2 separate regions of the Homo sapiens genome follow, and region 2 is linked to region 1. The links are chromatin contacts, found by Hi-C or POLR2A ChIA-PET in ENCODE. All regions are on one chromosome and are shown on one strand. Each heading gives the region's core, a stretch centred on a gene start or an enhancer-like site at or near the end of the contact. The rest is flanking DNA. Distances are from core to core; before and after follow the strand shown. Region 1 overlaps LHFPL6 (LHFPL tetraspan subfamily member 6). Region 2 overlaps LHFPL6 (LHFPL tetraspan subfamily member 6).

Evidence for each region. Hi-C counts contacts between places; a loop is a spot of excess contacts on that map. ChIA-PET counts read pairs that join two places held with the same protein, here RNA polymerase II (POLR2A). Pooled maps may share reads with other maps.
Region 2: a loop to region 1 is called in a pooled map, with 2.6 times the contacts of the local background. The contact joins two enhancer-like sites. A Hi-C loop is called at or near these places in 3 of 50 pooled maps. POLR2A ChIA-PET finds 5 or more read pairs at or near these places in 3 of 52 experiments (A549, Panc1 and T-cell).

The regions. Positions count from the first base shown.
Region 1 is chr13:39,345,931-39,353,739 of GRCh38, reverse strand. All of the region lies in intron 3 of LHFPL6 (LHFPL tetraspan subfamily member 6), which reads left to right. Among named protein-coding and RNA genes, the nearest start is that of LHFPL6, 250 kb to the left of the region's middle. Within about 2 kb of position 2,927, at least 3 of the 41 ENCODE cell types and tissues checked have a DNase peak (open chromatin) inside an H3K27ac peak, as active enhancers do.
Region 2 is chr13:39,449,403-39,457,211 of GRCh38, reverse strand. All of the region lies in intron 2 of LHFPL6 (LHFPL tetraspan subfamily member 6), which reads left to right. Among named protein-coding and RNA genes, the nearest start is that of LHFPL6, 150 kb to the left of the region's middle. Within about 2 kb of position 5,036, at least 12 of the 41 ENCODE cell types and tissues checked have a DNase peak (open chromatin) inside an H3K27ac peak, as active enhancers do.

The sequences.
Region 1 (7,809 bases), core at 1,678-4,177:
GAGTTTTTTTGTTTGTTTGTTTTTTGTTCTGTTGCCCAGGCTGGAGTTCAGTGGCACAATCTCGGCTCACTGCAACCTCCGCCTCCCGGGTTCAAGAGATTCTCCTGCCTCAGCCTCCCTAGTAGCTGGGACTACAGGCGCATGACACCACACCTGGCTAATTTTTTGGTTTTTTTTAGTAGAGACTGGGTTTCACCATGTTAGCCAGGATGGTCTCGATCTCCTGACCTCGTGATCTGCCCGCCTCAGCCTCCCAAAGTGCTGGGATTACAGGCATGAGCCACCGCGCCCGGCCGCAAAGTAGCTTTTAAAAAGCACCACACCCCACAAACATTCTTCTCTCAGCCGTTTTACTTCTACATTTTCTGCCCACCAACCAAGTTTGGGTGGTCTTCTCTTTATAGGCATATGACAAATCATTTTTACTACTTGTCTCATTAAAAGTTTTATTTAGGATCAGGCGTGGTGGCTTACGCCTGTAATCTCAGCACTTTGGAAGGCCGAGGCGGCTGGATTATCTGAGGTCAGGAGTTTGAGACCAGCCAGGCCAACATGGTGAAACCCCATCATCTCTACTAAAAATACAAAAATTAGCTGGGCATGGTGGCACACACCTGTAATCCCAGCTACTTGGGAGGCTGAGGCAGGAGAATACCTTGAACCTGGGAGGAAGCAGAGGTTGCAGTGAGCGCCATTGCACTCCAGCCTGGGAGACAGACTGAGACTCTGTCTCAAAAAAAAAAAAAAAATTATATATATATATATATGTGTGTGTGTGTATGTATGTATATATATATACACACATATATATACATTTATATATATATACATTTATATATATATACACATATATATACATTTATATATATATATACACATATATATACATTTATATATATATACACATATATATATATAAATGTTTTCCCTCTTTCTACTGATCCTTCAACCTTCCTGCCTTCATTATTAATACAGCAACAAGGATACAATCTAATATGTATCCTTTTTTACCCAAACTTTACATTTAAATATTAACATGTTAAAATTTTCAAAATATCACAGACAAAAGATATTCTGCCTGGATAAATGAAGTCAGTCAGCTTATCATATCCTGACTCAGACACTATGGCTACAAGGCATTATGGGTGCTCAGCAGTGACTTTGTGGGGAAAGAGAAATGGGGATCCCATGGAGCTCAAGTTCAAGAAAAGAAACTGTAAACATGGAGGTTTTGTGATAAATGGCATGCAGTCAGAGGGCAGGAACTGCCCGAGTTACAGTGTCCTGTGCTGCGCTTTCCAGAGCAATACAGTACACAGTGGAGGGCGCTACCATGGAGTCTCTGGGTGAAAGTTAGGATGGTATGGTGGCACCAGCCAAACTTCTGAGGGTTCATAGGCAGACAGCAGCTCTGGAGTGGAACTAAAGTGTATCCAGGAGCTGAAGCTCTTAATCAGCTAGGGCTCACACAGAGTCAAGGTAGGGTCAAAAACATTCAGTCTGGGACCATATCTAGAGGCAGTTTCTCCTGCAGGTAGCATTAGTTATCTGTTCCTCAAGCAAGCTTATTTTAGACATCACATTTCCACATCCTTAAAGAAGATGCATTGCCAAAGGTGCCAAGTGTGGTTTCATTGCCTCAGGAATTGGGGCTGTCAAGTCTTTGCAAGGTGCAGACCTTTAGCAATTGAAACCATGCTGTTGAACATGGGCATTGTCAAAGTAAAACTTTGGCTGAATTAAATTTAAAGGAGTTTAATTGAGCAATGAACAATTCGCAAATCAGGCAGCCCCCCTGTATCACAACAGATTCAGAGAGACTACTGGGGTGCCTCATGGTCAGTACAAATTTATAGACAAAAAAGGAACGTAACATACAAAAATCAGAAGTGAGGTACAGAAACAACTGGATTGGGTACAGTTTGGTGTTTGCTTTATTTGAATATAGTTTGAACACTCAGCAGTATATGAGTGGTTGAACTATGGCTGCTGGGACTGGCGAAGACTCAGCAATTATTACGGGTGCGTACTCCTAAGTTAGGTTTTCAATCTTGTCTGCCTATTAAGCTAGGTTATAGTTCATCCACAAGGACTCAAATATAGAAGTACAGAGTTATTCCCAGGACATATTTAGTTCACTTTAACAGCATGTAGTCTTCTAAGAAGACTGGCAAATTGAAGGGGTAAGGTAAAATATGTTTTATTTTTTTCTCGGGCATATAAGTGCCAAGACAAGTACTATTTAACAAATGAGAAAAATGCATTTGATTAAGATCTTTTTTTATACATTATCTGAGCACAGGAAAAAACTCTGGAATCAGTTTGACCCAAGTTCCGAGTTCAAGCTTTGCTATTTATTTGAGATAATGGGTAAGTTACTTATCCTTCAGTTTCTGCATCTTCAAAGTGAGAATAATGTTGGAAAGTATAAACAGATCAAGGATCCTAGACAAAAATGATTAAAGGAGAGACCCCTTCATAACTTGTAGCCCTTCACTTGCTGTCTATATATGACAGCTGTTATATGACGATTAATTTTGTATTTCTATTCTTAGCACAAGTATAACGTCTGATATCCATTCATGCCACAAATGTGTATCGGTTGTTGTGATCAGGTCATCATACTGAGTGCCCGAATAGAACATTGAAATAAGCAGACAGTCACACTTGGTAGGCTCCAAATTGTTAATTGAACAAATTAATGAAAAGGCAGAGGTTAAACTCCAGTGTCCTTAAAAGATGAAACGATCACTGGAATTCCATTGTTATATGTAATAAGACTGGATTCTTTGTACCTCTCTTTCTGTCTCTATCACTTCCAAAAGCTATACTAAAAACTAATTTGAGCCACCGTAAGAAATCAGCAACATCCCTCCCCACCCCTATCTCTACTCTGGGGCTGCCCTGGAATTCCGCCACAGTCTTTTTCTGTCGACTTGGCAGGTGGCTATGGTATGCTGCTTTCTGTCCCATTAACCTCTATTTTATCTGTCAAGAATAGTATTCCCCATTGTTGAAAGCAGTAATTTGCCAACCAAGCAAGCTTGGAGTCCTGTTTGATGGAGCATTACGGAGAGCAAAAGGGAAAGTTTAAACAGATTTCCTTCTCTAATTTCCTGAAAGGATCACAGACAAAACTTGCCCTCTGGAAAAATGCTTTCTGTTTGCATTATAATAACAAGCATTTATTGCCATGACAGGCATAGAGGGAGGCCATGGAAGAATGGCCCTGTATTTCCTGGTTTTATTTAGTTTCATTACTACTCATGAAGAGTATGCAGAAACACTTTTTTTCTATGACTGTAAAACATGGTGCTAATTTCTTGTTATTGAGCACATAGGTTTTAACAATAGGATCATGCTCAGAGAGAAAAATCTATTTTTCCTTTTCCTTTGGAGAAGTTCAAAGTGACAAGCCTGTGCCTGGTAAACCTTTAATCTCTCACAGAATTCTGGATGTTTTGCTTTCACATTTATAGTTTTATGAAAAAATCCTATTGTATCTGGTTTATTTCATTGAACTGAATTTCTACAAAACATGTGTAATATACAAGGAATGTTTCAGAATAATACAGCTGATGTGAGTGATATGAACTGGAAAGTAAGCTTCATGAGACCAAAGACTCTGTCTGTATTGTTCCCGGCTGCGTTTCCAGCTTCTATAACATAGCAAAACAGGTAGCAGGAGCTTAAGATTTATTTGTGACTGTTAAATACCTCATATTCCTACCCAACAATACAAATGACAGTTTCAAAGAGGGAATTTTCAGGCTTCAAGCTCCGAACTCTAGAGGTGGTCATACCCAAACCCATCCCTTGCTTTACACCCAAAATGGGATCCATCTCTTACTTGAGCAATACTTTAGCAAGACCCAAATCTGTCTGCATTTCTCCATTATATTTCCCATCCCCTCACTCCAAGCATACTGTTCCCTGGCCCCCCACATTCACGCTTGGCTCACTCCTGAACATCTGCAGGTCTTGGCTTAGATCTCACTTCTAATTTAAGGCTCTCTTTCACTGACCTGACCGCACTACGTAGATCACTTGCAATATGCTGCCTTCGCATCCTGGATTTTTTTCTTCAAAGCACATATCACAATTATCAGTATAGAAATGTCTCATTATTGCTTAATGCTTATTTCCTTGACTAGACAATAAGCTTCTTGATAGCAGGAATTATATTATTCCCAACAAAGCTCCCAGTACCCAGTGATTCATTCATAGTTGGAGCTGGCACTCACTGAATGTTTGTTGAATCAATGAATAAATTGAGAGAGGGAGCGAGGAAAGGAAAAAGGAAGGGAAGAAGAAAATCAAGAATCAGGGTTGGATGACAGTATTTTTTCAGATTTGCTTAAATTCTATTGACACACCTTACTCTAACTAGACTGATCTTGACCATTTTTCTCAAAAGACATGTATGCATATGTACTTTTGTATATTTTTTGAGGCTACTTTGATTGGCTGGCTATATCTCAATATAATTTGTAATACTAGAACAAATTCATATTAAATCACTTTTTGAATTAATAATTATTTTAAAAATTACTTAGTAAATGAAAAAGCCTTCATGTCTTAAATGAAGGACTCTTTTTCTTTTAAATCACATTGAACATTAACAGCTCATTTTGGACCTTAACCAGTTGTTGAATTTTAATCCCAAATTTTGTAAATCATACACACAAACTTGCATATATGTCTGATTGGTGGCCATATTTTCTTATATCCTCAAACATTTTCTGCTATTATGTTACACTCTTTAAAGATCTTTGCTTAATTTTCTGCCAGTTTTCATCTGATAGACATTTAGCCTGATACGTTAACTACCTGTTTTATGACATAAACAGGAATGGATCCAGATAACAATGACTAGAAATTACAATTACACCTGAGCAAGACAAGGATTTGCCCTAGGAAGAGGGTAGTGTGGGGAGAGTGGGAGAGAGCTGGTGCCGAAAGCTCTGCTCTGCCTCTCTCAGGGGATAGCAGGGCTTGGGTAGGCGGGTGGGGTGGCTTAGCTTCTGACAATGGTAGAAACTTACAGATCCCTTGACAAAGAAAAGCAAGAAAGTCTTTGTTCATTCACTCCTTAGATCTGGTTCCCCAGAGTGCATCCTGAGATGAGGATTTGAGTTCAAGTGATTGAGGAAATGTGCCAAGGAAAAAACAGTGGGGAAGTGGAAAAGCAAGGTAGGGAAGGAGTAAACACCCAGCAGGGTGCAGTTTGTCATGAGGGTTCAGCCTCAGCCTGAACTCACAGGGCTGGGAACATTCATTATCATTACACTGCAGACTTTGTTCCACCCGGAGGGAAGAAAGCCCGGTGTGCACACTCCAGTACAAGTACATCGCTGGCTGTGGGTCACACCAGGGGGCACTTCAGCTGTCAGAGAGCTGGGACAGAGTAATGCCAGTCACTCATGGGTCCTCTGAAGAGCGTTGCAAATATAAGCTATTGGGAGCAAAGCACGAACAGAAGCTGGAGATTGAGAGTCCAGAACCAGCAAAGGGACAGAGAGGAACTGGCTGGAGAATCTACAGCATCGGCTGTAGCTCCCCTGCCACTTACGAGACCCTGAAGCTTAAACTTCTGCTATTTTATTGACTTCTCTGCCAAAAACAAAAGCAAAACCAATACTATCCTCTCTCTCATTGTCCTCTGATAGCCAACCCTTTACTAGCTTCTTTTTCCATCTTTGTTTAATAAATGTGTCTACTGTCACATACACTGTTTTCAAATAATTAGCCTCAGCAATTTTTTCTTAAGTGCCAAATAATTAATAAAGAATTATATACTCTACTTTTCATGTTAGGTCATAGAACTATGTATAGGTCAATACATTATTAATAATGAACAATTGATTGTATTCTGTGTTATGAGCCCAGTGCTAAACAGATGGACCACAAATTTTGCCAACTCTTTGAAATGTTCTACACGATTGGCCATCTCTTCTCTACCTATTAATTAATTCCCCCTCATAGGTGTATTTAATCTAGCTAAAGAATAATTCAAAATGGAGATTATTCCCAAGACTCACAACCACATTAGTTCATGGTTGTCAGCAAATCTGACCTGTGAAGGGGGACTCGGTTACCAGTGAAAAATGCTTATTCTATCTGTATTAATGGAGGTCATTGTGCCAGTGAGACCTACCCAGAGGTGGAGAGGTGATCTTTCAGAATCTGTTACCCCGTTAAATTTAGCACACTCTCTAGATGAGGCCGGAAATACATACTTGGTTTGGGAAGTTCTCTCCAAAATTTCAGTGCCAAAACAGGACACGAGTTACTCTTAAAATGCTAGACTTACTGTTTTTCAGGTATTAGCTGCCTGCCCGGTTTGCTTCCTTTCTGCTTTTCTTTTACCTTGCCTTTCATTCAACAATTATTTATTAGGTGTTTACCAGAGGCCTGGCATTTCCACGATCTGGAAGTAGAATTTCTGGGTGGAAGGAATCACAAGTGTGAAGCTCTCATGTCAGCAACAAGGCTGATGTGCTCCAGAAAAAGTGGTCAGTGTGGCCAGAGACAAGACACAGGAGAGAGTGGTCATGAAGTGTGAGAGGTCAGCAGACATTTAAGCCCTCATAGGCTATAGGAAGGACATTGATTTTTGAGAATTCATTAACGGGGCTTTTTTTTTTTTTTTTTTTTTTGGAGACAGAGTTTTATTCTGCCATCCAGGCTGGAGTGCAGTGGTGCAATCTTGGCTCACTGCAACCTCCGCCTCCCGGGTTCAAGTGATTCTTATGGGTGGGCCACTTGTGCTAATTTGCTCTGTGTGCTTGATGTCTGTGTGCTTATGTAATGGCCTAAGAACTTTTAAGATGTGGAGGCTCTTGATCAAATTTGCCCGGCTAATTTTTGTATTTTTAGTAGAGATGGGGTTTCACCATGTTGGCAAGGCCAGTCTTGAACTCCTGACCTCAAGTGATCCAGCCACCTTGGCCTCCCAAAGTGCTGGGTCATTACAGGGTTTTAAGTAAGAGCATGGCTTGATCTGATTGATTTTTAAAAAGACAGCTGCCTACTTTGCTGTTGGTGATGATATGAGTAGAAGCAGAGAGACAAGAAAGCAATGACAGCAGACGAGACTGCCTGGGGGATGATCGGGCGTTTGAGAAGGGGCAGGACACAGGATAGATATAGGGGAGAGTGGCAGAGGACTTGCTACTTATTAAGGAGAAGTCCTGGAGCAGCTTATTAAACTTTCCCTGGCCTCAGTCTTCCCTTCTGAAAGATGAGAATGATACTCATATACCTACCACATTGTGTTCCTATGAGAATTTAAGCATTAATATTTACTCCATGTAAAGCTCCATGACAATTTTGAGAAAATGGTAATCAATACACATTTGCTTATTTTTTAATTATTCATTGGATGTGGAAAGGGAGAAATCAAGGATGACACCTAGGTTGAGGACTGAACAACATAGCTTGATGTCTGTGTGCTTAGGTAATGGCCTAAGAACTTTTAAGATGTGGAGGCTCTTGATCAAATTTTGCTGCTGTTGACTCATGGTGACCACAAGCCAATAACTCCCTTAGCTCTGTCTTGCGTTGCCTTTTTATCTGCGCCTGGGGCACATGCTAACTACTTCTCCAGTAAACGTCCAGTGAAGATCCAAAGTTTAATTGCACATTGTACCTAACAGTCTTGGAAATTTTCAGCAGGGAAGTTATTAATTTTTCACAAATGAACAAGGTAAAAGTGGCTGTGTTCCGCGGTGAGCAGGTCTATGCAAACCCCACCCCACAGGGTGAGAGGCTGAGAAAAGAGGTGAGGAAAGAGGCTGACACGTCCAG
Region 2 (7,809 bases), core at 3,787-6,286, 100 kb before region 1:
TGTTGCTTGTATTTTTGTTAACTGTGTTTTTTCAAATATAAGATTTTTCATTTTGATAAATCCATTTTATCATTCTTTTATAATTTGTGCTTAAGAAATCTTTGTCTAATTTGGCCAAGTGCTGTGGCTCACGTCTATAATCCCAGCAGTTTTGGAGGCCGAGGCTGGCGGATCACTTGAGGTCCAGAGTTCAAGACCAGCCTGGCCAGCATAGTGAAACCCCACCTCTACTAAAAATACAAAAAAAATTAGCCGGGCGTGGTGGCTCATGCCTGTAGTCCCAGCTTCTTGGGAGGCTGAGGCAGGAGAATGGCTTGAACCCGGGAGATGGAGTTTGCAGTGAGCCGAGATCACGCCATTGCACTCCAGCCTGGGCTACAGAGCAAGACTCTGTCTCAAAAAAAAAAAAAAGAAATCTTTGTCTAATTCAATATCACAAATGTTTTTTCCTGTGTTTTCTTCTAACATTTTAGCTCTTATGTTGAGATTCATAATTCATTTAAACTTAATTTTTGAATGCAGTCTGAGGTTCTTTTGTATTTTTCCATGCAGATATCTAGCTGATCCATCACCATTTGTGGAAAAGTCTATCTCTTCTCTCATTAAATTTCCTTGGCATCTTTGTCAAAAATCTATTAGTATGGTGGATTACATTAATTGCCTTGCATTACTGGGATAAACCCCACTTTGTCATAATATATTGTCCTAATTATATATTGTTGTATTCAATATATTAATATTTTGTGAAGAATTGTTTTTGGTTTAATTTCCTTCAAGCCAGGAAATACATTGATCTCTTGACTTTTCGCAGTTTATCAAAAGTGAAAATCTGTATTTCTGCTATCTAATATCAGCCTTTTACAGATTTGGGAGTAAAGTGCTATCTAATATCATCCTTTTACAGATTTGGGAGTAAAGTCAAATCCTTGAATAGTTATTTTCTAAACAATCCTCTGAAATTTGGAAGAGCATATACATTTATCTCCAAAAGAGTCAATTTTCTGCCAGTCTGCAGATTATCCCCAGGAAGATGTGGCCCAGATTGGTTAATAGGCACTTTTAAGAAACTGACACTTGTCTAGATGTGAGTCCAAATAAGTTAGCAATGGCTTTTGCCCTCAGGAAGATTGTGTCCTTCTCTTGCTTGCTACTGGATTGTTTCTATTTCCTTGTTAACCACTCTGAGCAACACATTCCAGCTCTTATCACTTACTTCCAGCCTCTGGCAGTCAAGTCAATACATTTGTGTCCTGTTTTGATGACAATGATATGGATTTCAAGTAAATGTATGTGTTTCCGTATTCATAACATGGTTCATCTGAAATTTAATCAAATTTCTGATTTTTTTATTTGTTTCTTATGTGTTTTGTTCATGTAAACAACATAGGCTGTGTGACTTTAATGTGGTTAGAAAAAACAAGTTCCTTTCTCTGCTGTCTCACATGGTAATCTTATTTGCCTCTGATGACTGGAGCAGATGAAGTAATCGCTTCGCAGCATCTGATAAATACATTACGTTAACTGTGAGAAGCAACAAGAGACTCAAAAGCCTTGTTCCCAAGTGAAATAAAATCAGGTTATTGTCCTCATAAGGCATTTCTCTTCCTTAGGCTTCTGAGCAGGAGTCATTGGTGCTGCACTAAGCATTTCTGCTCTCTCTAGAACTAATGAAACTCTTGGCAATTTAGAATAAAGGTCATTATTTTTGACAAAATGGAAGATGGGATTTGGTATTCAAATGATTTAGGTATTTTTATGCTAAAAATATTGATGGTATGTGGAAATAAAACCACACCTTTTCTCCTTTGATGGGAGCAGTGTGTACCTTTATATTCCGTTATTTCAGAGCATGCTGTGAAATTTCAACTTTTTCACTCCCTGTGTTCTTCCATGACTAACCCAGTTTTCAGGTCAGGATGAGGGGTTGCCGCCGGCCCGGCTGTAGCTGCTTTAGGGGGAGTATTCTGCATGCTCTGGGCGCCCAGAACATTTTGTTAAATGATTTAAACATGAAACAGCTGAAACCACTTGACTTGGTTTTTTTCGAGGGAGTTGGGGGCTTCTAAACAACAAAACTTTATTTCTCACAATTCTGGAGATTGGGAAGCCCATGACCCATGTACAAGCAGATTTAGTGTCTGGTGAGGGCCCATTTTCTGATTGAAAGACAGCTTCTTCTCCCTGTACCCTCACAGGGTGGAATGGCACTTGACTTTTATTGACAGAATCTCCAAAGTGGAAATAATAAAAGTAAAAAAGTGAAGGACACTCTATAATCTACAATAATATAGTAACATTTATTTTTCCAGATGCATTTAAAATGTCAGCAATTATATGCATTGTGACCTATTGGATGAAAATATTGTATCTCCACTCCTTAAATGTATCAGTAGGAAGACAAAAATGATGAATATGTATAATAATTCATTCTATCCACAAAAGGCAGCTCTTTAAAGCACTAATGATAATTCAGTGGTGCTAAAATGGAATTACCAAAAGACCTAAGTACCAAAACCAAACCCAGCTCTTACCCAGGCATCCTTTGATTACAACTCTTTTTTTTTTTTTTTTTTTTTTTTTTTTGAGACGGAGTCTCGCTCTGTCGCCCAGGCTGGAGTGCAGTGGCGGGATCTCGGCTCACTGTAAGCTCCGCCTCCCGGGTTCACGCCATTCTCCTGCCTCAGCCTCCCAAGTAGCTGGGACTACAGGCGCCCGCCACTACGCCCGGCTAATTTTTTGTATTTTTAGTAGAGACGGGGTTTCACCGTTTTAGCCGGGATGGTCTCGATCTCCTGACCTCATGATCCGCCCGCCTCGGCCTCCCAAAGTGCTGGGATTACAGGCGTGAGCCACCGCGCCCGGCCCCAATTACAACTCTTAAGGAAACGTTAGAGAGAAGAAATTGGAGTGTCACCAACTCAGAAGATTAAATGGTGTTGGATTGTATTTTAAAGTATTAACTACAGGTTTTGATCATCTTAGTTTCATTTTTCTGGATTATTAACCTGTCCTATAGAAATAGAATACTTTATAATGAGACAAATTAGAAGATTATACCGATAGTTTGAGATCTAATATTCCTTAAATTCTCCATTTTTCTTGAGAATCAGAAATCAGCTCTTGATTATCCCCAAGTATGAAGGGAAACTGGGTTGGAACATCCAAAACAATCAATAATTCTGAAATCAATTGCATTTGCCTAGGGGATGCAATAAAAGAACTCAATCGAAGTGTATCTTAGGAAGTCCACGTATACACTCAAAACCCCTGAGCCTGACCTTGACTTTGGCCTTATCCCATTGCTCTCAGGTGGCCGATGGGCTAGAACTGCATTGAAGAGAAAGTTAGATTCTTCTTTTCCTTAACCATATCACACACGACTTGCTTGTTGAATTCTTTCTCCAGTCATGATACACATTGCAGTAATTTGTCTGTCTTGTTCAACTCACACCCATGCTGTTGAGTTAAAGAACAAATGAATGGACTACCTGCCCAGGGAAGGCAAGGGACTCACTTTATATCAGGTAGTTAGTCATGAGGTGGAAGTAGAAACACTCCCTTACCAATAGCGTGGCCTGATTTTCACTTAGCTGCTGCTTCTATCAGTCTGGATTCCTTAGCTGGGGTACTAATACTTGCCTTGCCAATGTTGAATATTTTAATGAAATTTAAATGAGATAATCAATATAAGTTTTTACAAATCTCAACATTATAAAAACATGACACAAAGTATTTTATTTGCTTTTTGAGATAAAGGGTTCTCTATTTTTAGGCAAAAGGTACTGCATGAGTTAAATGCCCATCATGATATACTTCAAGGCTACTCACAGTAGAAATACTACATAAGCCTAACATTGATATAGCTTCATTCATCCTCTTAATTTGCCTGATGCTACCTTTCATTTTATTTTTTGCTCTAATGTAAATTCAATGAAATGTTGCTTATTTTATTTGAATAAACTAGGCTTATTTTCAGCCGTAACTGCCATGCCATCACTTAAATGTAGTTTTTCAAGTAAAGCCAGTGAAAATGTATTCTATTAGGGGCAAGAATGACCTCAACTCTCAGGGTAAGGCCAAAAAAAGAACGGCCTTCTGTGTTCTTCTGTCTGGTATATGCAGGTGAGTGAAGTCAGCAGGCTTCTCTCTATCTCAAGTGTTCATAAAAAGCTTTTGAAAGGTCAGGATTCCAGGGAGGCCTCTTTGTTCCTGGCATCTCAGTTTATTCCAGGCTGCCTCTGGCAAAAGTAACAATCTCTATCACTATCTCTGGGGGAAGGAAACTGAGACAGATGGACAAAACCAGAGGATGGTACAGAACTATAGAGAACAGAGCCAGCTAAGCAAGAGGAGAGCATTATAAAGGGAAAAAGACTAGGATGCCCTATTTTTAAATGGAGTGGCTGTCCCAATAATACTATCAATGGATATGTCTGTTTTTCACATCTAAATTTATGCATTGGCCATTATTCTTGCGGCTCTTCCTTTAGCTTGAATTACAGTCTTCAGCATCTTAATTGTGGTGTTTGAATGAGGCAGCAGAAGAGGAATGTGTGTGAGACACCCGGTGTCTGGGTATCATCATAATGAGTCTAGCAGAGCCCTGCACAAAGTCCTCCTGTCACCCCACACTCCATGTGAGACAGCACTGGGATCTGTGAAGAAAGGGAGGAGCATCTCCCTACTGCTCCACTTTACATTTTTAAGGCATTATCGTAACATAGGCAATTGTGGTTTTCCATTTGCTTTCACCAAAATGTATGACCCCCTCCTCCCTTTCTCTTCTCTAAGTTGAAGTCTGTATTTCTGAATTTGGTGATTTGTATCAAAACCTGGGCTAACTGGCTTAGTATGTAAGAGTTTCTCTTTGAAGGGCAAACATTTCAAATATGGAGTCCTCCTAGTACTCCATAATCTGGACCGGCTGAAGATTGTTTTTCAGTGCAATGTGCTGTGTTGATTTTCTTTTTCTGTGAAGCCTTGTCTGGATTAAACCTGTGTCCTGTGGATTGCTTCACTTCCCTCCGCAGCCCAGTGGGGAGTGGGACCAGCTGGTGTAATTCTGTTGACCTCATTTAAACTCTCTGTTATATCCTTTTTTTTTTTAACCTTGATGTAGCTGTACATAACAAATTGTCCATAGAAAGTTTTTGTTCCTTTAAAGTGTAAGGTTCCTCTTGGGCCTTGATGAAGATCATATTCATTCAGTTCATGGCCCTGGTCCAAAAATAGTTTTTAAGCTTGTCTTATGCACGTGCATGCGCACACACACACACACACACACATATTTCCTGTAGTTTTACACTTCTGCTTTCTATAGTTTTATTACTATGCTTAGATAGGATTTTTCTCACAATATTTAACAGGAATTACTTGAATATATACTAGAATCTTTAGATCTTTAGGAATATTAGTAAAGGGTGTAACTTGATAATGCTTTAAAAAAGACCAGGAAAGGAGAATCTATTTGGCTCAACCTACTTTATGAGACTTATTAAAAAGAAAATATTAACAGTAGAGACATATGCTGATAGGACATGTAAGGAATTAAACTATCATTATAAGACCCTGCTTTGTTATAAACAGCTTTTATGTACTTTCTAAACATACTACTTTAATCTTCTGAAGAGCATACATTTGAGTTCAAAACAAGCTCATTTAATAGCCAACAATAGTGCGAGTTTGATTTAGTGGCTTTTTGTGAAACAGTTTTCTTTCTTTGGCTAGGTTATGTAATAGGTTGGCTACAGGCCAACTGTTTCTCAGCAAGGTTAACAATGATTATAAACCCTGATCTTCTGAAATCACAAAGCATATTCCCAGCTTGGAAATAAATTTACTTATAATAAAATCATACTGCCAATTGATGTTTTTCCTTTACCCATTGTTAATCACCCAATATCTTAGTTGCTGCAGAATAAAACAAAAGTTCAGGTTTTCTTGTTTTTAACAGAAATATGAACAAACTTAATAGTATCTTCCATTGACTCTGTAAACTATTTTTAATCACACATCTCCCCCTTAATAAATAAATAAACAAACAAAATGGATCTCATGACTGGGAGAAAAACCTGACAAGTTTCCATTTTAGCTTCAGTGCACATTTCCTGGGCAATCATAAGCCAGCAACTGGTGTTTACAATCCAGCTATCTTCCGGAGAGTAGAAATAAAATATTACCTAGTATTATTGTGAGTTAGAATAAAACTCTTCGTGGTAAATTTGTGGTAATTGAGGGTCCTAATATGTGAACTCTTAAATATCAGGTTTTGTTTTATTATTTTTACTTCTATTGTGACATTAATCACATTTTTCTTTGCAGTTCAGGGTCCCTACTGCTCAGTTACTGTATGTTTATAGTCTAATTTAATTTTATAATTCAGCTAAGTAAAATACTGTATGGGAATATTATACATATCACAAAATGGCCCATAATAACATTAGCTGGAGCCATATGAAATGACTGATATTTGACTGTTTTTGACCTACAGAAACGGAATTCACTTGGTTCAGACCTACCAAAACCCCACTATTTAGTGGTTCAAATCAAGAAGCCACCCACTTAGTACACCTGGGTGTACTAGCAGCACCTACTGAGTGTAGGCAAAATCAGCTTGAAGTTCTTAGAATCTAAGCATGGATAGATAGAGAGAGACACAGATATCTCTTTATATAGCCATATCTAGGTAGATATCTCACACCCACACACCCACATACACATACATATTGTTTTAAGCCTTTTAAATGGATAGCTTTCTAAAATGAATTAGTACTTTCATAACTCATTAAACTGACTAAACCAAACAAAATAGGAACTTTCTGAATGAATCAGACATCAGAATGAACATCAACTCTTCTACTATGAATGCAGTACCATGATGCCAGCAGGACCTATTGAGTTATATTGGTTCTCACTGCAGTATCCCCAGACTATTGTGCTTTTTAAGCTTTAGTCAGTTTTGACAGATTTTCTATTTTGTCTACTATTGTATCTCTGCTCTCATAGAACCTATAACAAGTACTAACCCCATTTATTTATGGCTTCTAACATTCTTTAGAAATTTAGACTCTTTAGAGATTTAGAAAACAGGTTGCCAAATTTGTAATATTTTTAGGTAAAGCATAAAAGCAAATAATCTGTAAAATTGATGGTGTATGAGTTTCTCCTCCAAGACAGAGCAAAGAATTTGATGGCTTGACTTTTGTGACTTGGCTAATTGATTCTCAGTTGTGTTCCAAATATATGAGATTGTCAGATGAGTATTTGTGGATAAAGGAGATGTTATAAGAAGAAGCCAGGGAAGGTAAGTCTGATGCAGAGCTGTGGAAATTAGCAAACTATTCAATCTTAGTTTGAAATTCCTTTTTTTTTTTTTTTTGCTACTTTCAGAATCATTGAACTCTTAACCATTGACCTTGGATGGACTTGGCAACTGAGTCACAGATATCGTGACTTTAAATCTTTAGGTTAATAGCACTCAGTTTTCAGTGTGGGCTCCAGTGGTATCCACAATAATGAAATCTTAATTGCTTAGATGATTTGGCTCAATCTGTATATCTTATATTCTGTCCTGAAAACAAGTTCCATCATATAAATTAAAGGTAAGGCAGTCTGTTTCGTCAATTTAGGCTCATTTTAAATCCCAAACTTTAAACTGAATGTTAACTATTTCACAGTTACAATATTTTTCAAATGGCAAAATTGTAAATCTACTTCTGTAAATAATATTGTGGGAAAATCATAACAATTGCAATGTTGGAAAATACTTTTCCTATCAATACTACTTTTTCATATTTTCTTATTTCATAT